5 separate regions of the Homo sapiens genome follow, and all the other regions are linked to region 2. The links are chromatin loops, found by intact Hi-C in ENCODE. Cell type or tissue: HCT116. All regions are shown on one strand. Region 1 overlaps PCCA (propionyl-CoA carboxylase subunit alpha). Region 2 overlaps PCCA (propionyl-CoA carboxylase subunit alpha). Region 3 overlaps PCCA (propionyl-CoA carboxylase subunit alpha). Region 4 holds the start of PCCA (propionyl-CoA carboxylase subunit alpha). Region 5 holds the start of ZIC5 (Zic family zinc finger 5).

Region 1 (5,000 bases), 170 kb before region 2:
GGGTGAGAGAGGTGAGGAAGCTGCGGAAGAAAAGCTTAAAGCTATCAGAGCTTAGTTCATGAGATTTAAGGAAAGAAGCTGTCTCCATAACATAAAAGTGGAGGGGAAGCTGCAAGTGCTGATGTAGAAGCTTGCAGCAAGTTATCCAGAAGATCTCACTAGCATCATCGATGAAGGTGGCTACACTGAACAGCAGATTTTCAATGTAGATAAGACAGCCTTCTATTGAAAGAAGATGCCATCTCATACTTTCATAGCTAGAGGGGAAAAGTCAATACCTGGCTTCAGAGCTTCAAAGAACCAGCTGACTCTCTTGGTAGGGGCTAATGCAACTGATGACTTGAAGTAGAAGCCAGTGCTCATTTACCATTTCATAAACCCTAGGGTCTTTAAGAATTATACTAAATCTATTCTCCCTGTGCTCTAGAAATGGAACAACAAAGCCTGGATGACAAAATGTACATTTACAGCATCATTTACTGATTATTTTGACTCCACTGTTGAGACCTACTTCTCAAAAAAAAAAAAATTTTTTTTTCAAATGATTGCTGCTCATTGACAGTGCACCTGGTCACCCAAGAGCTCTGATGGAGAAGCACAAGGAGATTAATGTTGTTTTCACGCCTGCTAACACAACGTTCATTCTGTAGCTCATGGATCAGGGAGTCATTTTGATTTTCAAGTCTTATTATTTAAGAAATACATTTCACAAGGCGATAGCTGCCATAAATAGTGATTCCTATGATGGATCTGGACAAAGCAAATTGAAAACTTTCTGGGAAGGATTCACCATTCTAGATCCCCTTAAGAACATTTGTGCTTCAATGGGCAAAATAAAAGATCAACATTAACAGGAGTTTGGAAGAACTGGCTTTGAGGTGTTCAAGATGTCATTGAAGGAAATAGCTACAGTTGGGGTGGAAATAGCAAGAAAACTAGAAGTGGAACCTGAAGATGTGACTCAGTTGCTGCAATCTCGTGATAGAACTTGAATGGATGAGAGTTGCTTCTTATGGATGAGCAAAGAAATTTTGCTTAAAAAGCAAAGTTTTTAAGATGGACTCTGCTTCTGGTGAAGATGCTGTGAACATTGTTGAAAAGGATTTTAGAATATTACATTAACTTAGTTGATAAAGCAGCGGCAAGTTTTGAGAGGATTGACTCTAATTTTGAAAGAAGTTCTACTGTGGGAAAAATGGTATCAAACAGCATCACATGCTACAGGGAAACCTTTCATGAGAGGAAGAATCAATTGGTTTAGCAAACTTTATTGTTGTCTTATTTTAAGAAACTGCCGCAGCCTCCCCAGCCTTCAGCATCCATCAGCCTGATCAGTCAGCAGCTACCCTCTATCAGCAAAAAGATTATGACTCACTAAAGGCTCAGATGAGGGTTAGCATTTTTTTAGTAATAAAGTTTTTTTTTTTGGAGATGGAGTCTCGCTCTGTCGCCCAGGCTGGAGGGCAGTGGTGTGATCTTGGTTCACTGCAACCTCCGCCTCCTGTGTTCAAGCAGTTCTCCTGCCTCAGCCTCCCAAGTAGCTGGGACTACAGGCACATGCCACCACACCCCACTAATTTTTTTGTATTTTTTAGTAGAGACGGGGTTTCACCGTGTTAGCCAGGATGGTCACGATCTCCTGACCTTGTGATCCGCCTGCCTCGGCCATCCAAAGTGCTGGGTTTACAGGTGTTAGCCACCACGCCAGCCTAAACTACTTTTTAATTAAGGTTTGTACATTGTTTTTAAGAGCTATCGCACACTTAATAGACTACAACACAGTGTAAACGTAACTTTTATACACATTGGAAAAGTAACAAATTCATGTGACTTGCTTTATTGAAATACTTGCTTCATTGCAGTGGTCTGGAACTGATCTCACAGTATCTCCAAGGTATTCCTATATACTAAAATGCATTCTGAAACTCTTAAGAGCAGGATATAGTTGGACTCTTACCTACACTCTTTTTTTCTTGTGAAAACCTTTTTCCTAAAAGCTCTTTGAAAAATTAATATTCCAATGAATGCTTTTGGGAAACACAGAGTATGTTATATTGTGATTTGTAGTGTTTTAGATAGTTTAAACACAACATTCCTTAGAGATTGTTGAAATATTTAGGGCAATTGCTTTATAAAGTGGAGGTTAAGAAGCAATCTTTATAGTCTTTGCTAATTTCTAGCTAAAATTGTAAATGTGATAATTGCTACATTAAAAAATTTAAGTATCTTATTTTTTAACTCATTATCTTTTAGAAGTTAGAAACAAAATATGTATTTATGAAATATGTAGACTGCAAGTTCACTTATCCAGATAATTGCACATTTATTTTCTATACAACAAGCAATTGTTCATTTTTGGTGAGTTTATTTTCTGTTGAAAAAAAGGTACTATCACTTATTTAGTATTATCAGTTTATTGTAAAATTGCTACACCCTATAACAGTGTAGAGCTGTAACATTTAGTAAATATAGTGTTCTTCTTCAGGAAGCATAATCTTGTGTAGCTAAGTGAAGCTATGTTTCTGGCTTGCTTACTGAGGAGGTCCTTGACACCTACATCATGAAAGCTGATGTACGGTGTTTGAACCTTCACATTTTGGCTTTAGAGTCATGTTTTCACAATCGGCTTGGGAATGGATTCTAAGAGTCACCCTCCAGGTGTGGCTCTGTATTGCTTTGTCATGGGTGTGTCCGTGAAATGTTTTTCCTTCCAAACCAGTAGCCCACAGCCCTTCCTTTGTGTTGCTTGTTTTGGCTGCTGATCTTATTTTCCCAATTTCTCTATGGGCTTCACTCTTTCATCATTTATGACTTGGAAAAACACATTAATAATACATACCCCTAGTATTTGGATAGTAAAACAATAGTGGTTCATTTTAGAAAAAAAGAAAAGTTAATGTCAGAAACAATAGCCATTTTTTGGGGGATGACTATAAAATGAATTTGATGAGCTCAATCTTTTTCTGACTTACCATGAAGGCTTCTTTTTAATAATTATTCTTAAACACTTATATTGACAGAAATGAATCATTAAAAGCTAGTTATATTAAACAACCACTTTTTTTAAAAGCTAAAATGATTTTGTTGACATTGTAGTTTGATATAATAATTTGTTTCACTAACTGGTAATGATTGGAAGAAAAAATAGTAAAGGTAACATTTTAATCATTTTTAGTAATCTTTATTTTTGCTCAAAATGTCTGTTTTTTCTTGGATCTGGATTCAGCTTTCTTGAGAATCAGCTTTTACTTTCCGTTTTTTTTCCTTTCTTTCTTTCTTTCTTTCTTTCTTTCTTTCTTTCTTTCTTTCTTTCTTTCTTTCTTTCTTCCTTCCTTCCTTCCTTCCTTCCTTCCTTTCTTTCTTTTCTCTCTCTTTTTCTCTTTCTCTCTTCCTCCCTTCCTCCCTTTCCTTTCTTTCTTTTCTTTCTTTCCTTCCTTCCTTCCTTCCTTTCTTTTCTTTTCTTTTCTTTTCTTTCTTTTCTTTCTTTTCTTTCTTTCTTTCCTCAGTCTTGCTCTCTCATCCGGGCTGGAGTACAGTGGTGTGATCTTGGCTCACTACAGCCTCTGCCCGCTGGGCTCAAGCAGTTCTCCTGCCTCAGCCTCCCAAGTAGCTGGGATTACAGGCATGCACCGCCAGGCCCGGCTAATTTTTGTATTTTTTGTTTGTTTGTTTGTTTTGAGACGGAGTTTTGCTCTTGTTGCCCAGGCTGGAGTGCGATGGCGCAATCTCAGCTCACCGCAACCTCCACCTCCCAGGTTCAAGCAGTTCTCCTGCCTCAGCCTCCCAAGTAGCTGGGATTACAGGCGTGCACCACCATGCCTGGCTAATTTTTTTTGTAGTTTTAGCAGAGACTGGGTTTCTCCATGTTGGTCAGGCTGGTCTCGAACTCCTGACCTCAGATAATCCACCCACCTCGGCCTCCCAAAGTGCTGGGATTACAGGCGTGAGCCACCGTGCCTGGCCTAATTTTTGTATTTTTCGTAGAGACTGGGTTTTGCCCTGCTGGCCAGGCTGGTCTCAAAATCCCAACCTCAGGTCATCCACCTGCTTTGGCCTCCCAAAGTGCTGGGATTACAGGCATGAGCCACCACGCCCGGCCACTTTCTGGTTTCTACTTTATCCTCATAATTTCCCTCTTGGTATTTGAGCAGGGGTTAAAGACTCAGAAAAAGAAACAACTTCACTATGGCCTATAATATTAATGGAAATACTTCAGCCTGAAAGGTTAAAATAAAGCACTCCCTTTGGTGGAGGATGACTTTGGCTGCATGGAATCAGTGTACTTTGTGCTCAGGCTTAGGAGAACATATCAAGTATCACGGCTGGCTACACAGCCTGGTGTCAGTTTAACTCTTTCAGCCACAGTAGCATAACGGGAAATTACTTCCTCTTGGGTTCTTTGTATGTGCAGTCATTGTGTCTGCATTTGTATTGTATTATCTTTCCTCATCTGGCTTCCTGATAAAATGGAGAATCGATTTTTTAGTGATTTCTGCCTAGCAGAGACAATTATCTGTTTATTTTTCTTTGCCTTTCCTGGTTTCAGATATAGAATTTATTCACCTGTTATTAAATTTTCAATTAGATGATAAAAGTTTAAGGTTTTTGAAATATGATCTTAACCACTGAAAGATGAGTGGGGTGAGAAACATAGAAAAAAGTAACCGTGTGAAAATAATTCCCAAGGAAAAGCCGGTATTGTTGAACGGGTACATACTGGCTCTTTTACTAAGATGTCTTCTGAATTAAAAGAGCATGTGAAATTATAACACATTTATACGTCAATGAAAATAAAACAACTTATCATAACTCGTTTCATACTCTCAGATAAGCCACTTCACTGTGACAATGAAGGTGACGTGATACCTAACTATACAATAAAAAAAAATAGCACTTTAAGTATATATTTACAAACGTATGTATACACTCTTTGTGTTTGGAAATAGCTACGTTCATTTGAGCAAATAAATCCCCTAAAAGCAACAAGATGGGAGAAAACA
Region 2 (5,000 bases):
TGCTGTCTTTGGGGTGCTGATTTCTGGGGTGCAGGCATACATGCCCAGTTGCAGGATGCTTTTCTTAATGAGGTCCAGTGATAACATCCCTCTCTCACCCAGACTGTGACTAGCCGCCGCCTCCTGCTGCAGCAACCACTCTCAGCCCCCAGGCTTTCAATAGGTCCACGGAAGAGCTGCGTGTCAGTTTTAAAAACAATCCCACTGGTGTTTCTTGTCATTGTCCTGCTCTTGTGGCCTTCCTCCTGACCCTTTCATGTCAGCTGTGATTCCTTTTCTTTCTTTCTTTTAATCTTTTGGGAGAAATTTTCTTGTTAGACATGATTTCACACTGTAGAGGCCATAAAATTAATTTGCTTAGAGACCCGGGTTCGGGTCACCTTTCCGTCATTCAGTCCTTAGATAACACCTCATTCCCTCCCATTACTGTCGTGTGTGGGTTGAGGAGTCCCACCAGGCCAAGCCAGAGAGCAACTGTTCTGTTCTCACTTACGTGGTGAGCTGTTTTTCAAGAACATTTTTTTTCATTTGGCTGTGTGGTCTGGAGAACACCTTCCTAAGCCAGCGGAGTGAAGTTCCACGCACTGACCAGCCCCGAGCTCACTGGAGCGAGTCATCTTCCGGCTCCATGGCAGCCCAGCCCCACCCACAGGCAGCTGCCTGTCACCCACGCTGGCATGTTCCCTCATCCTACCCAGGCAGCGGGAAAACCTGGCTGCTTCTGGGATCCTACTACTCTGTCCTGTCCACAAGCCTTCAGAGTCTTGGATTCCTACCCTCAAACATCAACTTTGTGATTTATCTTCTTGAAAACAACCACAAAAACTTAAAATCAAAACTCTCTAAGGGAGTTTCGCACAACCCTTGAGGAATAGTTAAATGCCCACGGTGAAACCGAGCTTGTACCCCACGGTCCAGGTAGGGGCACATTCCTGAAGTCTCACAAAGCATTGGCTCTCTGTGCCCCCAAAGAATCCAGAGATGCTAGTAAATAGCAGTTTTGATCAGAAGCTTGGAAGGCCCTGGTGTACATTCTTAAATGACTTCTTTTCTGGGGCATCAAAAAGCTTTTACGGTTCTCACCAGGCAGTTCATTCTGATGGGCCCCTACGCTGCACCCTGCTTGGGCCCCATCCCGGCACGCGCCCCGTGCAGCACAGCACAGGCCAGCTGAGAGGCTGTTTTAAGAAGGCGTGTTTGTGTGGTACACTCACGGGCTCAGGACAACATCAAAGGTAATCTTAAAAAGAGAATCTCTCTCTGTCTTCTCTTTTTATATTCAGAAAGGTCATTTCTAAACCAACTATTTGCACCAAGGCCTCTCTGGAGGAGTTTACCCCGTTGTTATTTTTTACTTGCTATTACAATAAGTCACTTATCCCCCAAACAGATTTAAGAACAATAAACAAATACAAAAGGAAAAGGAACATCTCATCAGTAACAAAGACTGCATCTAAAGGCATTGAGTTTGTGATTCTTTTACATCTCTTTCCAAGCAAAGCAGGAGTCCTACAGAGAAAGGAATCTGAAAGATGAAAATTATAAAAATAGTAAAAGGATCCAGTGTTCGTCAGAATCTTGTAATTTCTGGGGAGAAATGAAGCTAAATACAGTCTTAGCGCTTCGTTCATATGCAGGCTGATCTGTGATATAACTAAACTTAGTTTTTGGAGTATATCCACTGTGGGGAAATGTGGTAAATCATATTCTCAGCGAATGAAGATACTTTTCCTGAATTTAGGCTTCATATTTTGAAGTCGAATTCTGCAAAACAAGAAAAAAATAGATCTGTGTGCTACACTGAAAACTGAACAAGGCACGTCGTAAGTCAGTCACACAGAAGGCGCAGCTCAGGGCGATACCAACTAGAAAAGTAACTTTTTTGTTGACTCTGATGCCTCTAGTGATGTTGGATTTTTTCCCCCATTGCAGACAGCACAGATAGGAAAACTGTGCAATTTGGTCCAATTATAGTCCTCTCTGTCCCTCCACACCTTCCCCCATTGATTTAATGAAGGACTTGGAGGTACAATTCACTGATAAATAGTCCCTCTGCCCAGAATGTTTATTAGACTGACAGCAGCGTGCACTCTCCTCGCTTTTTCCCTCACCACTTATGACTCAGATGAATTTTAATAGGAGCAAAAAGCTTTTATTTGCACTGTAATTTCACTTAAGGAACATATCCTTCAGAAACTGGCAGACGCTTCTATGTCTTGATTGCAAAACACACACTCAGGAGTAAAGAAACATGCAAAAGATGTTATTATTCAACCTGTCACAGTGTCGCAAATCCACTTGGAACTTAGGCCATCAAAGCTCTGCCCCCACCCTTTTCAGTAGGCCCTGTGAAGAGGCACTTAGAGATTCCCGCCGTCCCCATGCAGAATTAAAGGGGGAATTATATTTTGTTTTTGCATCCCTGCCATCATGATGCCCACAGGAGGCTTTGAGTTACAGCAGGTTTTTTGAATGAAATGGAGCTGTCTCACTGCTGCTTCTTTCTTACCCAAGAGAAATCAGACCTGGTAGGGATCCAGAACCTTCGGGTGGTGGTTCCAATTTCACCAAGAGACACTTCCTCAAACCATTTTATCTTTTTTCTGTTTGGATAGACCAAATTGTGGCTCATAGATTTATTCACGGAGAGGATAGGAATTCTCTTTTTTGAAATGTTCTGCTTCACTGAACTGCCCTAAATATGCCCGATTGTTTGAGAGCCACCTACAGAAGGTGCCATGAATATACTTGTCTGTGCGTATTTTCCATCAGTGTTTATAACATCTTGATGTTATTGTCTCTCAGTGCAGAAGGCTTTCTCATTATCTTGCATCTTTTCCTAACCATCTTGTTACATCAGAAAGACTACATAGTGCCTTTAAGAAAAGCCAACGTTTTCAGTCATGAATATAACATTTTCTGTCACTGAAAAAATGGAATTTTAAATACTATTTTGCCCAAAATGAACACTGAACCCCATTGTCTTAACTTACTGATACGTAGTGCAGCCGCTCTTGGAGGGCTGTGGGAAGCTGCAACAGCCATCTGCTGCCATCTACTGGCGCCTGTCCACATGTCACCTCCTCCATCCCCTGGGTCTGCCCAGCTCATGGGATTTTCCTTGATAGGGATAAGTTTGTAGGTGGTGAAGGGAATACAAGTAAAATTCTCAGTTTTCTTTATAACGTTTTGAGATGTTTTTCTTAAAGATACAGGATGATACTTATCAATGATTAATTTTAATAACTGGAATAGCCCTTATTTCAAGAACTTTCTGAAATAGCTCAATATATGACAGAAACAAATATATTTTGATGTGTGCAGCAATTGAGAACCATTTGAATTTAAGGCTCTTACTGTAATTTGAATTTAAAAGCTAAAAATTGATTTAGAATGAATGCTACTTTTGAGGAAAATTTCATTTAAACTCATTTATGGTTTGGTTTTGTTTTTCCCTTAAGTACAAGGTGAATATCTTAACCAGACTTGCCGCAGAATTGAACAAATTTATGCTGGAAAAAGTGACTGAGGACACAAGCAGTGTTCTGCGTTCCCCGATGCCCGGAGTGGTGGTGGCCGTCTCTGTCAAGCCTGGAGACGCGGTAAGGGCTGTGTGTGTCTCTCTGCAGGACATGCTGGTCTCCAACTTCCCCTTCCAAAGCGACGGCTAACGGCACAGCACGATTCGGCTCTTTGCAGTTCTTACTTAACCGACGCCCCCTAAACAGCAAAATCGATTGCGTGTGTTGTCGACCTGTTTCACGTTTGCATTACGTTGGTGCCAGGACCCTCAGCGCTTCCCCTCCCAAATGATCTGGGAGTGGAGCAGAAAGAAGGCCAGATGCATTCCATCATTTTGCAAATGCAGTGTTTTGGGAAGTACTTTCCTTAAAAGTGCTGCTTACTCTCTAGTATGCTGTGCTCAAAGCATCCATTGAAGTCATGCCAGGGAATAATACTCCGATGAGGAACTTTTTGCATGATTCCTGGAACAAATGTCTAATTGGGAAGAAGAGTTGAGGAAAGGTTAATTCTGCAATCTGTACAGTACCAGAGCACTTCCATTACTTGGTAAATAAAATGTAGCATCACAGTTTGAAGTTTTTCATCTTGATCTTGTGACATTAAAGCACAAATCAAAGCTATATTATTTCCTCGAGATAACTTACATGGATGAATTGATAGGATGCACACATTTTCTTAGAACATGGATAGAAATCTCTACTGATGAGCAGCAAAAGTGAAAAGAAAACAATTTAGGAGGCAACCAGATTTCCAGGTACACTTAAATACTTGCATTTTTATTCATGTGCAGGAAAATAGCATCCGGACATGACTGTCTCTCATGGATGAGGTGGTGATTCCGTTTTGTATCTCAGGTCACTGGGACTTACATTTTAGTGCCTCCTGATTTCTCAATAGTACAGATAAAATATCTGCTTAACATTGAGGAAAAAATCAGGTAGTTGGCATTGGCTTCTAGAAAAGTATTTGCAATAAATGTGAATATTAAGAAAACATGATCAGTTTTAGTTGTTTGAATGACCAGCCCTGAAACTAATATGCGAAGTTAGAAAACCGACTTAACAGCTGCTTTACCTGGTGATACAGAAATAGAACTGTCCACTTTTTCAGAAAGGCATAAAAGAGGCTACGTGGCTGTGAATTGTTGTTTGCTGTGAAAGCATTGATACTCCTGGAAGAAAGCCCTCTTTAAGACTGTCTAATGCCCACGTGTTAAGGATTTGGGAGAGGCCATAAGAAAAATTACGTGTGTGTGTGTGTGTGTGTGTGTAATGTGTGTAAAATTCAGGGGAGGACATCTTCCTTCTCCAGAGTTAGGGTCGTAAGAGGATAGTCTCGTGGCCTTGACATTAAGAATCGTTCACTTGCACGTGACATTATCAGAGCTGTCAGTGGAATCTTCTAGTGACTAGATATGTAGGTTCGTAAACAATATAAGGGTTTTGTTTTGTTTTTTTCATTTTTCTTAAGTTTTT
Region 3 (5,000 bases), 72 kb before region 2:
ATACTAGATTTTCATCGTGCATAGTCACGTTGTTTGAACATTTGCAAGCAGAGCCGACTAACTGCTGTTGGCCTGTTTCTTTGTATGGCGTGATTTCTTCTATCCACCTGCTCACAGCAGGTTGCCTTCAGGCCTGAGGAGTAGCTAAATACTTTTGAAAATATCTTGAGATCCTGCTAAGGTCTAACAATTTCTGCATTTGTGTGATGTGAAGCTATTCATGCTGTACCTTTGAAGACTTTTTTCTTTCTATTTCTCATATTCTTGCTCAAATATTTTCAAAAGAAGATAAATTTATTATAAATAACAGTGCAGAGCTGATTGTAGCACCACTGCATTCTATATTGAATAGGTCTTTGATATTCAGCTAAGTGGAACTAATTTTCTATGTTAAAGCAGACAAATTTGGAATAGTGTCACATGAATCTCATGTTATTTACTGAAGAATACCAGATTAAATGGATTAGTTGTGAAATGACTAGAGTATTAAATTATATATATATATATATATATATATATATATATATATATATATATATATATATAAAACGTGATAACTTAAAATGCCCAGTGGGCCTATGTAATATAAAATATTACACAAGCACATGAATATGATGGACGAGATGTTATTCTGTTTGCAGATTGTGAAACTATCTGTAGTATATATACAAATGGTTGTCCACACAGAATTTGAATCAATTTTAAAATTGTAACCTTAAATTTCAGTTTTGAAGAAAATAAATTGTTGATTTTCATATCTACTTGAGAGGAAGTTAAAAATGTTATTTTCTTTTCAGTTTTTTTTAGATTAAAATAGCTCCCACACCCTCCAAGAATAAACTTTAGTTTTAATCCTAATAACTGTTTATAGATAGTAAAATTAATATTTTAATTAGAAAAATAAAGCGGCATACATTTTTGCCTGTACTTTGCTGGTACACAAATGAATTGGGAAGTAATTGTCTTATGTTTTCAGTCCTAAAGTGTTTTACAGGTTTTAAAAATGTTCCCCCCACCCCCATCTGTTTGAAGTCATTATTATTTTGTACTTTACACATGTGATTTCTCTAGAATCATTGCATGTGACATGACACTCTCAGGATATATAGGATATATAAATATATAACTTAGAATAAGTAGAGGTTGGTATTTTTCGAATGAAGTAGGAAATGAAAGAGTAATTATTAACCATATCCTTTTTACATTCCTGACATATCAATACAGCTACACATCTTAGAAACAAGCTCACCAGTAGAACAGAAATAACTCTGTTGACTCTGCTTTAAAATATTTCAAGGCAGTTTAACAGCTGGGATGTATTTACAGCTATGGTATAAAGTATTAATTTTGATGCAAGGCTACCTGCTTTTGTAATGTAGTCCTAGAAGCTTAGCAGTTTTCTGGGTTTTATAATTTGGAGTTGCTTTTAAAATTTAACCGAATGGGAAAATGTCTTTCTGAACTTCCCCTTCCCACACCCCCACACATACAAGCTTTTCTCCTCTTCTGTTAACTAGAAAATTATATTTTCGTTGCTGCCTGAGGAAGAGAATTTTGAGTAGTATAAACACTGATTGTAGTAAATGTGGAAAATAATACAAACAGCTGCACTGCAGACCGATAAGACAAATCCCACAGTAATGGCCTTTAAAACATATTACCAAGTTGGAAATCAGTGAGGGGAAAAAGAAAACTATTACTATTTCTTCCTCTTACTGTTCAGTGACATTATTTTTAAAGGTGAAATTACCTCTGGTTTTATTATCCTAGGAAGGTATTTTTGGAACATTTGATTTATTGTTTTGCAAATGTTTTTGCCTTTGTGTGAATAACTTTGCTAATTTTGTATGAATTTGATTCTAACAAATGTTGAAGTCATTTTGTTAACAAAATCTTCTAAAGTATTTTTTAAAGAAATAAAAAGGAATATATTATGTAAACATTGGAGCAGACTATCAAAATAAGAAAAGGAGAACATTTTTATCTGGCTTTGGAGTGCCATTTAAAATAGGAAAAGGGATGAAATATTTGCAGAAAATATTTTAATAAGCGTGGATATGTTTCATCAAATACAAGTCTTAATTTTTATGAAGAATTTTGCTATTAGCATATCAAGTGGTCAGTTCATATTTGTTTTGGCATGCATTAGACTCATGATAGGCATTGAATACTTTGTTTTTTGTGGATTCTAAAACTGAATTATCTTAATCCTAGGCTCTAGGAAAAGTATATCTTACTGCTAGGGAAGATTGAAATAAATTCCAGTTCTGAGTGAAATTTTATTTCTGTTTTTCTTTACATCAATCTTTTCTTTTTCCTTTTTTCTTTTTTTTTTTTTTTTATTTTTGAGACAGAGTCTTGCTCTGTCACTCAGGCTGTAGTGCAATGGCATGATCTCAGCTCACTGCAACCTCCGCCTCCCAGGTTTAAGCGATTCTCCTGCCTTAGCCTCCTGAGTGGCTGGGATTACAGGCGCGTGCCACCATGCCCGGCCAATTTTTGTATTTTTAGTAGAGGCAGGATTTCACCATGTTGGCCAGGCTGGCCTCAAACTCCTGGGCTCAAGTGATCCGCCTTCCTTGACCTCCCAAAGTGTTGGGATTACAGGCGTGAGCCACCACGCCTGGCCTGTCCTTCCTTCCTTCCTTCCTTTACAAACTGTGGGAGAGTGGTGAAAAAAAGGTGACAGTCATTATATATGTAATTGTGACCTGCTTTAAATTGAATGCAATGTTAAGGACAGCTTATTGGTACTTATACCTATGGTCACACATTCATTGATACAGTTTGTTTTTAATGTGAAAATTTGTTTCCATTTTACATAATACAAAATTACTTCTATTTGCCTGGGAATGAATCTAACCTTTGTAGTGTCAGCCAAAGGAATGATAATATTGTTTTAGTGTCTCCTACATAGAAGGGAACGCCCAGTATGGCCTAGGCAGTGTTCTAGACTCTGCAGATAGAACAAGGAACAAGACTTACCTTCCAGCAGGGGGAAGTAGATACTAAACATGTAAATACCTAAATAAGGTGATTTTAGTACTAAGAAGTTGGATGAAGACTATGAAATTGATAGAAAGTCACTAGAGAAGGCAGCTTTAGCAAGGATGGCTAGGAAGTCCTCTCTGAATAGCTAACACTGAGCTGAGACCTACGAAGAGGAGGGGGCAAACGTGCAGAAGTCTGGGGGAAGGAAGTCCCAGGTAGCAGAAGGGGCAAAGCAGAGGCTCTGAAACGGGACAAGCTTGTTTTGTGTGAAGGCCAGTTGGGGAGAGTGGAACGAGGAAGACAGAACCAGATCATCTAGGGGCCAAAGAACTGTTTTGTTTTGTGTTGTTTCTTTCTATTCATGTTGTGGAGCGTTTGGAGGGTTTGGGTAGGAGAGTGATGTGATGTGATTTTTTAAATCATTGCAGGCCTTGGGGTAGAGACAGAGAAATCATTGATTTGACCATTGCAGACCTCAGGTGAGAGGTACTGGTGGCTTAGACCAGGAGGCACCGTCTGTTTCTATGGGGCTCACAACTTGAGTGGTTATTACATTTTTAAATAGTTGGGGGAAAAAATTAAAGAAGAATGTTTCATCCAGCCTGGGCAACATAGTGAGACCTTGTCTCTACAAATAATTTTTTTAAAAATTGGCTGGGTACAATGGTGCATGCCTGTGGGTCCAGCTGCTTGGGAGGTTGAGGTGGGAGAATCGCTGGAGTCCAGGCAGTTGCTGTGGAGAGCTGTGACCATGCCACTGCACTCCAGCCTGGGTGACAGCATGAGACACTGTCAAAAAAAAAAAAAATCAATAATGTTTCATGACCCATGAGAAGTATGATGTCACATTCAGATCTTATTGATGATAAGCAGTTAACTAGAACATAGCCACATTCATTCATTTTTGTCTGCCATGTATAGCTGCTTTTGCAGTTTTTGTCGTATGAAGCTGAATGCACAGACTTTCTTGCCACGCAGCAGTTCAGTGGGTTATTGTGATTTTTTTTTTTTTAATCTCAGGACCAAGATTAAAGTTTTTTGTGCAGAGTTGCAGGTAGCCAAATTACTTTTTGTATTCCTGTGCCTTAGATTCCTCATCTGTAGAGCAAAATTGAGATCGTCTTTCAGGTCTGTTTGCTCTCCACATCCTAAGGTCCTAGGTCTGAATCAGACTTAGTTCTTCTGTTGTGGCTGCTTAGCACATCAGGCTCCTAACTGAATGATTGTAGTGGTGTTTTACTCGGTCTCCTAGCCTCGTCCTTCCCCATTCTATGTATCTTCAGCATGACCTCAGACCACCGTCTTTCTAAAACATGAGCATGTCACACTCCAGTTCTTAACTGTAAGAACTTTGTCAGGTATGAGCTCTCTTTGTACAAGATCTGACCTGGGTTTATAATTCCTTCCTGGTTTCCTTTCTTGCCACTTCCACCTTCATCCAACCCTATTTCTGGCCACGCTGAACTGCTTAACATTCCCTAAACTTGCCATGCCATCGTGCCATCCCTTAATCTGAAATTTTTGTTAACTGTCTCATCAGCCCACAATTTTTTTTTTTTTTTTTGAGACGGTGTCTCGCTCTGTCTCCCAGGCTGAAGTGCAGTGGTGGTGCAATCTTGGCTCACTGCAACCTCCACCTCCCAGGTTCAAGTGATTCTCCTGCCTCAGCCTCTTGAGTAGCTCGGATTACAGGTGCCACCACCACGCCCGGCTAATTTTTATATTTTTAGAAGAGACGGGATTTCACCATGTTGGCCAGGCTGGTTTTGAACAACCTTTTTTTTTTTTTTTTTTTTTTTTTTTTTGAGACGGAGTCTCGCCCTGTCACCCAGGCTGGAGTGCAGTGATGCAATCTTGGCTCACTGCAAGCTCTGCCTCCCGGGTTCACGCCATTCTCCTGCCTCAGCCTCCCGAGTAGCTGGGACTACAGGTGCCCGCCACCATGCCCAGCTAATTTTTGTATTTTTAGTAGAGATGGAGTTTCACCATGTTAGCCAGGATGGTCTCAA
Region 4 (5,000 bases), 430 kb before region 2:
GAGACAGTCCAAGTCTGCTGTGTCCTCAACTTCCTTGGGGGTATTTTCCTTACAATCTATAACTTTTTTTTTTTTTTTTTTGAGATGGAGTCTTGGTCTGTCGCCCAGGCTGGAGTGCAATGGTGCAGTCTCAGCTCACTGAAACCTCTGCCTCCCGGGTTCAAGTGATTCTCCTGCCTCAGCCTACCGAGTAGCTGGGATTACAGGGGCCTACCACCATGCCTGGCTAATGTTTGTATTTTTAGTAGAGATGGGGCTTCACCATGTTGGCCATGCTGGTCTCGAAGTGCTGACCTCGTGATCTGTCCGCCTCGGCCTCCCAAAGTGCTGGGATTATAGGCGTGAGCCACTGCTCCCGGCCACAATCTACAACTTCAAATGGAAAAGGCAAAGATAAATATTAGTCCTCTATCAGTAAGGACACACATGTAGCTGCTGTAACAAAGGCAAAACAAAAAAACACAATGCAATAACTTAAACAAGATACAGTATTTTTCTTGCTTGCATAAAAATCTGAACAAAGCACTCCAGGGTTGACGTGGCGGCTCCACAGAATCAGGCACTAAAGGCTCCTGGTATATTGTTTTGTCTCCCCGATCACCTAACTTCCTTCTTATCATCTGAGATGACAACTTTACCTCCACTGTAGTGTCCACATTCTGGCAAACTGGAAAGAGGAGAAGGGCAAGTGGAAAGCAAGCCTTTCCCTTTAAAGGTATAACCCAAAAGTTGTCTATGTCACTTGTGCTTATGTCCCATTGGCCAAAACTTAGTAACCAAATCTTGGTAAGCACCCTTGCTGCAGTGGGAGTTGGGAAATGTAGATCTTTGTTTAGGTAAGAAAGAAGAGGGCATGGAGGGCACAGTCCTTACATTCCAGACCTTAGTCATGGCGCTACACCTCGTTGTAAGGGAGGCTAGCTATTGCAGCCTTTCGCTGGGTGGCCATGTACCCAGCTAGATCTCAGGGGCACTCTTACTAAAGTAATGCATGGAGAATGGATAGCATGAGAAGCAGTTTCTGCTACAAGTGCCTTTCATAAAAAGAACTCCTATAAGAAAAACAAACAGGGCCTAAGGAAAACTAATCCAAAGGGTAAAACATGGGGAAAAGACAAAAAACAAAAGAAAAAAGAAAAGCAAGTTTCCCAGGTAGAAAATGAATGAAGACTGAGGTACATAAGTGAGAAGTCCTGTAAAATTGATAATCCTTTTCATTTTGTCACAAAAGTCCCTACTTACATTCTAAAATTCCATTAAATGTCACCTTTCTGATATCCCCATTTTATTTCTCTCTCTTTGGGCATTTACCATGCTGTAGTGTACTCTAGGCCATTCCTAGCTTTGTAACTCTCTCAAGGTGACTCTGCAGGAGATGCAAAGTAGTTAAGAGGAGAACCCCCAATACTGATGTGTTTATAGGTGAGGTGGTCTGATGTCTTAGATTTGCTTTAAAATATTCCTGCACAAAATAAAAAGGGGAATAGATGAAACAAGATTGACAAAATGTTGATTCATTGACGCGGTGTAATGGGTATCTGGGTGATCATAGTACAATTTTATCTCTTTTGTATATATTTTAAAATTTCCATAATATAGCAAAACATGAGCCCAGTCCCTCAAGGCAGCCAGATTTGGGTTCAAACCCTAGTTTGACCTTTTACTCGCTGAGTGACTTTACCCTGCTACAGCTTCAGTTTCTCCAAATGGAAATAATATATACTCCATTAAGGTTCTTGTAAACTCTCAAGTAAGAGGGAATCTGAGGCTCTAGCACACGGCCCGGCCCTTAATAGTTGTACTAATTTTTATTTTATTTTTCGAAACGGAGTTTGCTCTGTCACCCAGGCTGGAGTGTAGTGGCATGATCCGGCTCACTGCAACCTCCACCTCCAGGGTTCAAGCAATTCTCCTGCCTCAGCCTCCTCCCGAGTAACTGGGATTACAGGAGTGCGCCACCACGCCCAGCTAATTTTTGTATTTTTTAGTAGAGACGGGGTTTCGGCATGTTGTCCAGGCTGGTCTCCAACTCCTGACCTCAGGTTATCCTCCCGCCTCGGCCTCCCAGAGTGCTGGGATTACAGGCGTGAGCCACTGCGCCTGGCCAGTAGTTGTACTAACAAGGGTTTCTGCTTGCGAGCAACAAAGACTGACTCTAGTTGTGGCTAATTTCTTTCACACACACATATTAAGTGCCAGAGGTAGGACTTGAGCTCGGATCTCTGATTTCCAGACCTAGAACTTTTTATGTGTTATTACAGTCGTTAAAAACCTTACCTGGATTTGTGCTTTGCAATTTACGCTTTCGAACATGCAGGAATGTAGTTTGGGCATTTGTCTGGAACTTCGGATTCTCGGGACTCCAGGGTGGCCAAGGCGCGGAGGTGACTCAATGACATTGACCGGCCTGGATGCACGTGGGTTGCTGAGCCGATGCTGGGAAGGTACGGGGTTTGCCCGGTGCAGGCCGCCGGAACTCACGCACGCCCCTGTCTCTCTCACTCCTGGGGTCGGCTCTGGCCGGTGGCCTCCAGCTCAGCTAGCGGCCGGACGCGCAGCCCGCCGACTAGCCCTCCAGGTCCTAGCGCGACTCCCGGATCCCGGATCCGGCGGATCTGGCCGACCACTCACCCTCCCCTTTCCGCAAGTTAGGGGGCGGGGCATCGGGTTTCTGGCTCGTGATTTGCCGGAGCTCCTGCGCTCCCCTTCTCCACCCCCTCCGGCTGTGTGAGAGGTCAGCAGAGGGGCGGTCTGCGGGGACAACAATGGCGGGGTTCTGGGTCGGGACAGCACCGCTGGTCGCTGCCGGACGGCGTGGGCGGTGGCCGCCGCAGCAGCTGATGCTGAGCGCGGCGCTGCGGACCCTGAAGGTGAGGAGCAACGGGGCCTCGCGGGTCCGGGCTTCACTGGGCTTCTAGCCGTGCCGCCTCTGGGCGGCTGGCGCCGGGAGAGCGCTGGCTGGGTCCGGCTGCCCCCGCGCCCCGGTTCCGCATCAGCTACACCGCTTGCTTTCCTCCCTCCCGGAGTTCGCGTGGCAGCGGGCTCAGGAGGCATCCCTCGTTGCAGCTGTTCCTCGCGGGGATCCTGCGGAGCAGAGAGGCCTAGGGCAGAGGCAGTTGGGTGCCCGCACGCCCTCCGAGGCGGCTGATGGCTTTGGGCAGGCATATTGCTCGAGGTCTGCTTCCAGGGCCCCGCGGCATTGGCTTTGTCTTAAGCTTTCCAGGGTGTCTTTTTAGGTGTCCTTATAGTTTCCGTGTTCTGTTGCCTCTTTCCAGCATTTTTGAAGGGACACTGTGAACTGTTGCTTAAGTAGTGTTAGGGTTGTGAGTTTGTCTTATCTTTTAAAGTATTATACCATGTCAGGACTGCCAATAGATTTTACGTTTCATTTGAAAGCCTGTTTTAATTGTATGACACCCCAGTCTACTGTGTACCAAATGCATCCCGTGAACTTACTTTCCTTTTCGGTATAGTGGTGAGCCTGATTTTGGCACTGTTCTAAACACATTTCATGACTGTTCTGTATACCTAGGCTGTCATGATGGCAGATTGACAAACAGGTTGGAGTGCTTGTGTGTGCTTCTGAGCTCTGTCTCCAGTCAATGTCGAGTCTGTCGTTAATTCTGGGGCACAGACCACCTAACCTACTTTATAAGGTTTGTTGAGGCACTTGAACACATTCTTTAAAATGAAGGTCCCCTGAAAACCATCTGTCAGCTGGTTCAGTGTGCTTGTTAAACTTCCTTTTAAAAAATAATTATTAAAACATTGCCACATAACTTGATTTATAGTCATTTAATTTTAGACGTTGAAGACACTTTAGAGACGACCTGCCCCATCCTACTCTTTAAAGAGGAGGGAACCGAGCCCCAGGTGGGCAGTATGAGAGCTGGAGCTTATCGACATGGAAGTGAGTGGCACCTATGTTTGTTTTGTGTCCAATTCAGCGTGCGGACTTTCACTGTTTTCTGTGTTCCCATACAGTTTAGTGTTCTTTAATCTTTATCATTCTGTTCATCTGTGTTGGCCACTTCAATTGCAGCTGTAAGACTTATGCATTTACATAGGAGGCAAGTTAGTATGGTGTAAAGTGTGGGCTTTGGGGTCAGGCGCATGAGGCTTTGTATATTGGACAGGTCTCTTCCTTGGGCGTCAGCTTCGTCCTTGTAGCTATTTTTTTCAACAAATATTTACTGAATATCTCCTGTCTTCCACTTCTGGGGAATGAATATGGTTTCTGCTTTCTTAGAAATTTTACTCTAGTAGGGAGACTGTAACAAGTGTAAAATGGTATTAGGGGAGATGCCCGGGTGCTATAAGAAAATAAAATAGAGGGATTTGACCAAGCCAAGATTTTGAATTCTGTGTTCTAGATACTGTTCTGTTGCTTTGCTTGAACTAATTTATTCAATCTCACAACAGTCGTATGTCCCCCATTTACAGAAGATGAAAGTGAGGCACTGAGTGTTAATGTGACTTGCTCGAAGCTATAGTGCCAATAAGTGGCAAACAGGATTTAGAACTCCAGAACCTGTGCTCTTAATCATACTATGCTATCTACGGTAAGGGAGTGTTTTCCTTTGGAACTGAAAATTGAGACAAGTTTTGAAGGATGAAGTGACCTTTTCTAACAAACAGAGATGAATGTTATAGGTGAGAGAGCAGTGTATGCAAAGGTCCTGTGGCCAGAGGGAATGACAGGTTAGAAGAACTGAAAAAAGCCTACAGAGGCTCTGATGCAGAGAGTAGATGGTGTTGGGGAAGCTGGCAGGAGTCAGACCATCTGGCTCTTATAGATCACATTATGAGGTTTGGTGTTTGTCTTAGAGCAGTGGGAAGACATTGATGTTGGAGGTGGGAGGGATGACACTGACATTTTAGATTGGAGAGGCTGAGAGGAAGGCTGTTACTGTACTTACTGTTGTACACTTGTTATACACTTACTGTGTAATACATACGCTTTGATGATTCTTACCTGGTTTTTTCCTTTTAATGTGTTG
Region 5 (5,000 bases), 540 kb before region 2:
GGCACGTGGGTCAGGAAAGGGGCCTTCGGAAGTGGCCCGGGGATTAGTCCCTTTGATCAATCCGTTCCGGGATCCCGGATAACCCCCAAAAGGGAGAGCGGCGTGGCAGGGAGGGAAAGAAGTCCGGATGGGCCCTCTCAGAACACAATGTCCAATAGCTGAGCGGCCCAGGGACCGCCAGAAACACCAAGCGCGGGTTGGAGTCTGAACCCGAGGCGCCTGCGTCCCTCCCGCAGGGACCCCCACGCTCCACCGGGTGGGGCCCACGCGGCCGCCGGGAGGGGGCAGGAAATGCAACCGTCCGCGAGACGCAGAGCCAAAAACCCAAATGACCGCGGGTCCCCTCGCCGCCTGGGGTCCCCCGCGCCCCCCCCGACCCCACGCACGCGCGCGTGCCCCGGGAAGCCACCGGGGACAGTGCGCAGGGCGTGGCCTGTCCCGCCGGGGGCCCGGATCGGCTTCTGCGCCCGCAGCTCCCGGCAGCCGCCTAGGGAAGGCCGCTCCCCTCGCGAGGCCTGGGCAGGCGGGAAGGGCCCTAGGCCGCGCGCGGCCCCGCGCTTGGGAGTTCCCTTTCGGGGCCGGGCTGGGGAGCGGCTTCACGGTCCCTGGATCCTGCCCTGCCGAGAAGTGCTGGGCACAGGAGCGAGCAGCCGGCTTAGCGGGCCAGGGCGTTTTTACGAGAGCCTCCTGGGAAGTTTCTTCCTGGAAAAATCATTAAGGCGGACTGATCCCGATTAGAGAGAAAAGGGGCTCCTGGGAAAACGTGCTCCCCACCGGCCATCAGGCGGCCCGCAGGAGCCAAGCCAAGGCTCCCGCCTCGGGCCACCCCGACGCTGCTGCCCCCGCAGAGCCCCGAGCGCCCCCGGCCCGAGCGTGGGACCCGGCGGCTACCTCCTGGCCGCAGCAGCGCCGATAAATCTGCCAAGTGATTACTGAACGTAAACTCCAGTTACTTAAGTGTCCTCCGAGGGGTAATCGTATCTGTCCCTATAAATCCCGACTGCGTTCGCGCTCATCAGCGCTTCCGCCCGACGCGCTGGTCCGCTCAAAGGGGGCACACGACCCACAGGAGCCATCCACCGCCTCGCGCCGCAGCCGCCCTCCTCAGCGCTGTGGGATCCCCAGAGGCAGGGCTTGAGGTGGGGTGGGAGGGTCCCCACGACGCCGGTGGCTCCCCACCAATTCCACGACAGGGTAGGCCTCACCGATGGTGGGAGGCTCGGGTCCTCCTACAACTAGAACCTTCTCTAGAAAGGCAGATGTCAACTCCAGCACCCTCCAGGGCGAGTGTGATACTGCGTGTGAGAGGGCGCGTGGGGCGTGTAAATGATGTGAGTGTGAGGACACACAGGTGTCGCGGGAATGGGGTGCACGCGCAGGAGGATATGAGTGTGTAAAGTTGTGGGAGACGCACGCAGAAGAAGGTGTGCGTGAAGAGTGTGTCACGGTGGGCGAGTGCGAGTGGTCTCCGGGGTTCCGAAAGCGCATTCCTGTCTTCCCGGAGGGGTCCCTTCCCCTCCCGGAAGGCCTGCCTCGGGCGGCCCAAATCCGGCAGCAAATCCCACGCCCGGTCCTCGGAGCGCGGAGACTGCGCGGGGCCTACGACCCGGTGGGAAGAGAGGCGCTTGCCGGGGCGGCCCGGCCTCTCTTTCCATCGCCCTCCCAGACTTCCCAGGGCCGGGCGGGTGGGGACTGCCGACCGTCCTGGGCGCCTTCCTGCTCCAGCTGCTGCTGCGTCTGCTCCGAGGTGGCGGCGGCGGCGGCTGGCGCGCGTTGCGGGTCCCGGCCGAGGGGCTGCGGGCGCGCTGGAGACTCCGCCGTGTGGGAACCCAACGCGGGGCCTGTGTGTGCTATCGAATTACTTATTCATAGAAAAAAAAAAGGGGGGGAGAGAAAAAAAAAGAAGTCACATGTCCGGGTTATACGTATGCGAAGAGAAGCAGCAGAAGGAGAAAAAAATTAAGGCGAGCAGGAGGAGGAGGAGAAGCAGCGGCGGAAGCGGCGGCGGCGCAGGAGCTGGTGGCGGCGGCGGCGGCGCGGCCGGGGACAGACACCCACCTGTATGAGTACGCTTGTGGATCTTGAGGTTCTCGGAGCGCGCGAAGACCTTGCCGCAGCCGGGGAAAGGGCAGGGAAAGGGCTTCTCGCCGGTGTGCACGCGGATGTGGTTGATGAGCTTGTATTTGGCCTTGAAGGGCTTGCCCTCGCGCGGACAGTCCTCCCAGAAGCAGACGTGGCTGCTCTGCTCGGGGCCTCCCACGTGCTCCACCGTGACGTGATTCACCAGCTCGTGCATGGTGCCGAAAGTTTTGGAGCAGGGCTTGGCGCCGCCGGCCGGGGGCGGTGGCGGCGGCGGCGGCGGCGGCGGCGGCGGCGGCGGCAGCCCGGCCAGCTCGTCGGGGTCGATCCACTTGCAGATGAGCTCCTGCTTGATTGGCTGCCGCATGTAGCGCAGGAAGGCCCCAGCCGCCCCTGGGAGGTGGGGGTGGTGCTGGTGCGGGTGCTGCGCGGGCGCCGGCGGCGGCGGCGGCGCCGGGGGCGGCGCGTGGTGCTGCAGGTGGGGCCCGGGCCCGGCCGCTGCTGCGGCCGCCGCAGCCGCCAGGTTCAGGTTTAAGTTCACGGCTCCGTAGCCGTGCAGGGCGGCCGCCGCTGCGGCCGCAACCGCCCCGTAGTGCGCGTCCCCAGAGCGCGGCGCGAAGGGCGGTTCGGCGCGGCCGTACAGCTCAGCCGCCGCGGCTGCCGCTGCCGCCGCCAGCCCCAGGCGCATCTGGCCGTTGAGCGGGTGCGGGTGGCCGCCTGGGGCCCCCGGCGTGTCGTGCAGCGCGGGGAAGAGCGCCGGGCCGCCGCTGCCGTCCGGGCCCGCGTAGGTGCCGCTGGCGGAGATGAACATGCCGGCCGAGTGGGGAGGCGGGGCCGGGTGCTGGGGGGAGCCGGTGCCGGACCGCTGCTCCCCTCCGAGCGGGGCCCCGTGCATGGCCGCCGCGGGGGCCGTGGCGGAAAGGTCCCTCCGGAGGACGAAGTCCCTGCTGTGGCCTTTGCCGCTGCTGCCGCCGCCGCCACTGTTGGTGGTGGTGTAGCCCGAGAGGGCAGGAGGAGGAGGAGGCGGGGGAGGGGGAGGGGGTGAAGGGGTGGGAGGAAGAGGAGGGGCTGGGGGCGGGGGCGCGGAGGGCTGCGCGCCACTGCTGCCCCCGCCGCAGGGGTAGCTGCCCGCGCCGGGGTGCGCGACCAAGGCTGCAGCACGGGCGGCGGCTGCCGGAGCCTCCGGGTGTGCCGGGAACGCCTGGGAGGGAGGGCTGAGGCCCAGCGTGCTCGCCTGGGCCATGTGCTCGGGTCCGAGCGGAGTGGTGGCCACGCCGGGGTCAGCGCCCAGGTCCCGCAGGCGGAGGTGCGCGACGGCGGCCCGGAGTTGGGAGTGGGCGGGCGGGCCGGCCAGCGCCGGGAAGCCTGTCATATTCTGAAGCGGCTGGACCTGAGCCGTTGCCAAATCCGCTAATCTCAGCGCTGGCGGGTTCCTCTTGCTCAAAGGGGGCTCCATCAGAACTACACAATCAGGCCCATAGACCCTCACTGGGGGGACTTTATTCCCTCTGCCCGCCTTCAAAAACATGTATGTATTGGGCGCTCTTTAACTTCTTTTGTCCTGGCCTCTTAACTCTGCTTATTCCTGTTCCCACTCTATCCTCCAGCGATTGGCAGAGTGAACACCACATTTGAGCTGCACAGTGGGACCGAGATTTTGGAAATGGCACGGGTGGGATTGGAGGGAGCCGCGTGATTGGCAGTAGCCTCGGCTGCTCGATTGGCTCCCGTTCAGGCCCTCGACCCAGCGGGGATTCGCCCCCGTGCTTGCGGCCGCCTGCGCTTTCGCTTCGCGCCCCCTCCTCCGCTGGAGCCACACGTCCCCGCCTCCCCGGGGATGCCCAAGTTGCACTTGCAGAAAGTTTGAGCCTGGCCTGCGCGCGCAGCGCCCCGCTCTTCCTTGACGCACCTCGCGGAGCGCGCGCCGGCACGCGGGCAGAGGGCGCGGGGTGGTGAGGGGCTGAGGACCCCCGAGGGGCAGTCCCAGTTTCAAAAACCTTGGCCTCACTTCTCTGTGTGCCTTCTGGCACCCAAGTACTTTCTGCCTCTACCTCCACCTCTCTTGTGGGGTGGAAGAGCCCTGGGCTGCTGTTTGGGAGAGAAGGGTGAATAGCCCGTCCTACCTGTAGTGGTGATGCTAGAAACTTCTTGTTTGGACACCCAACCTGCCTAGCGCTCACCTAGGGCGCATAGACAGTAGACGGAGTGAAGAAGATAAAGTCTATTGGTTGCAAGACAACTTGAGTGATTTGGCTCCGCGAAACACCAGGTGAAGTCAAAATAAGTCTTTCCCCCAAAGGAACCGTTTTACCTCGACTTTTTATCTCATGGAGAGTCCTTTTCAACATGGTTCAAAGGAGTTGGATGGAAGTGTAATCTCACTACTCATCGGTTCTAGATCTGCCACTTCCAATTAGATCTACAGTAGGGGCGGGGGAGAGGAGATCGGGCAGCGATTCTAACTTTTGCCTTTCGGAGATACAGTGGCGGGGCAGGCCAAACGGCATCTCTGCAGAGAGAAGCCGCTAAATAAGCACCGTCCTTTAAGTAGAATTTCTCCTTCCGGTCCAGATCCCAGTCCACAGTCCACATGTATGCCTCAGTTTCTTTGACTGATCCACAATTAGAACTGATCCAATAAAATATTATTTTGAAATCAAGAAATATCTTTGCTTTTTATTTACTGATAGAATAATCTTTCACCTTTTTATCGTTTTCTCATAAACCAGTCTACCTCTAAGATGTCTTATTTGAAAACCATAAAAACTGGCTTTTAAAAAAGCGAATCCCATCCCTTTCCAGAGGTTTGGTATCAAATCGATTTTTTAAAAATAGAAATTCCCTGCATCACTTTTTGGTGGGCGGAGAAATGTGGGACCCTCCCCCCAAATTAAGGATTTTACTGCCCCAAAAGTGTCCTT

What was found. Hi-C counts contacts between places; a loop is a spot of excess contacts. Peaks named below come from ENCODE experiments on the same cell type or tissue, not always from the same donor. Only the 100,000 strongest peaks of a DNase experiment are listed, where the experiment ranks them.
Region 1: a loop joins it to region 2, with 2.2 times the contacts of the local background. A loop is called at or near these places in 3 of 110 quality-filtered maps.
Region 3: it touches region 2 in a loop (5-fold over the local background); 8 of 110 quality-filtered maps call a loop at or near these places.
Region 4: a loop joins it to region 2, with 7 times the contacts of the local background. A loop is called at or near these places in 5 of 110 quality-filtered maps.
Region 5: a loop joins it to region 2, with 4 times the contacts of the local background. A loop is called at or near these places in 2 of 110 quality-filtered maps.

What each region holds. Positions count from the first base shown.
Region 1 is chr13:100,345,464-100,350,463 of GRCh38, forward strand. All of the region lies in intron 18 of PCCA (propionyl-CoA carboxylase subunit alpha), which reads left to right. The region is part of intron 3 of LOC105370335 (a long non-coding RNA gene); the gene reads right to left. Among named protein-coding and RNA genes, the nearest start is that of PCCA-AS1, 130 kb to the right of the region's middle. In HCT116, no CTCF peak of the experiment used is centred here; a DNase peak (open chromatin) is centred at 2,678; H3K27ac peaks cover 1,756 bases.
Region 2 is chr13:100,511,966-100,516,965 of GRCh38, forward strand. PCCA (propionyl-CoA carboxylase subunit alpha) reads left to right here. Exons shown (of 24, transcript NM_000282.4): 22 at 3,462-3,602. Among named protein-coding and RNA genes, the nearest start is that of PCCA-AS1, 33 kb to the left of the region's middle. In HCT116, a CTCF peak has its summit at 3,065 (motif pointing left); DNase peaks (open chromatin) are centred at 636 and 3,046; H3K4me3 peaks cover 581 bases; H3K27ac peaks cover 300 bases.
Region 3 is chr13:100,439,665-100,444,664 of GRCh38, forward strand. The region is part of intron 20 of PCCA (propionyl-CoA carboxylase subunit alpha); the gene reads left to right. Among named protein-coding and RNA genes, the nearest start is that of PCCA-AS1, 39 kb to the right of the region's middle. In HCT116, a CTCF peak has its summit at 3,013 (motif pointing right); a DNase peak (open chromatin) is centred at 3,799; H3K27ac peaks cover 715 bases.
Region 4 is chr13:100,086,356-100,091,355 of GRCh38, forward strand. It overlaps PCCA (propionyl-CoA carboxylase subunit alpha), which reads left to right and starts at 2,738. Exons shown (of 24, transcript NM_000282.4): 1 at 2,738-2,870. The coding sequence starts at 2,766. It overlaps PCCA-DT (PCCA divergent transcript), which reads right to left and starts at 2,588. Exons shown (of 2, transcript NR_132422.1): 1 at 2,278-2,588; 2 at 1-372. RefSeq lists enhancers at 2,268-2,317, 2,348-2,607 and a silencer at 2,888-3,067. In HCT116, no CTCF peak of the experiment used is centred here; a DNase peak (open chromatin) is centred at 2,656; H3K4me3 peaks cover 2,700 bases; H3K27ac peaks cover 1,536 bases.
Region 5 is chr13:99,968,069-99,973,068 of GRCh38, forward strand. ZIC5 (Zic family zinc finger 5) reads right to left here and starts at 3,699. Exons shown (of 2, transcript NM_033132.5): 1 at 2,059-3,699. The coding sequence starts at 3,535. In HCT116, no CTCF peak of the experiment used is centred here; a DNase peak (open chromatin) is centred at 2,383; H3K4me3 peaks cover 3,852 bases; H3K27ac peaks cover 3,931 bases.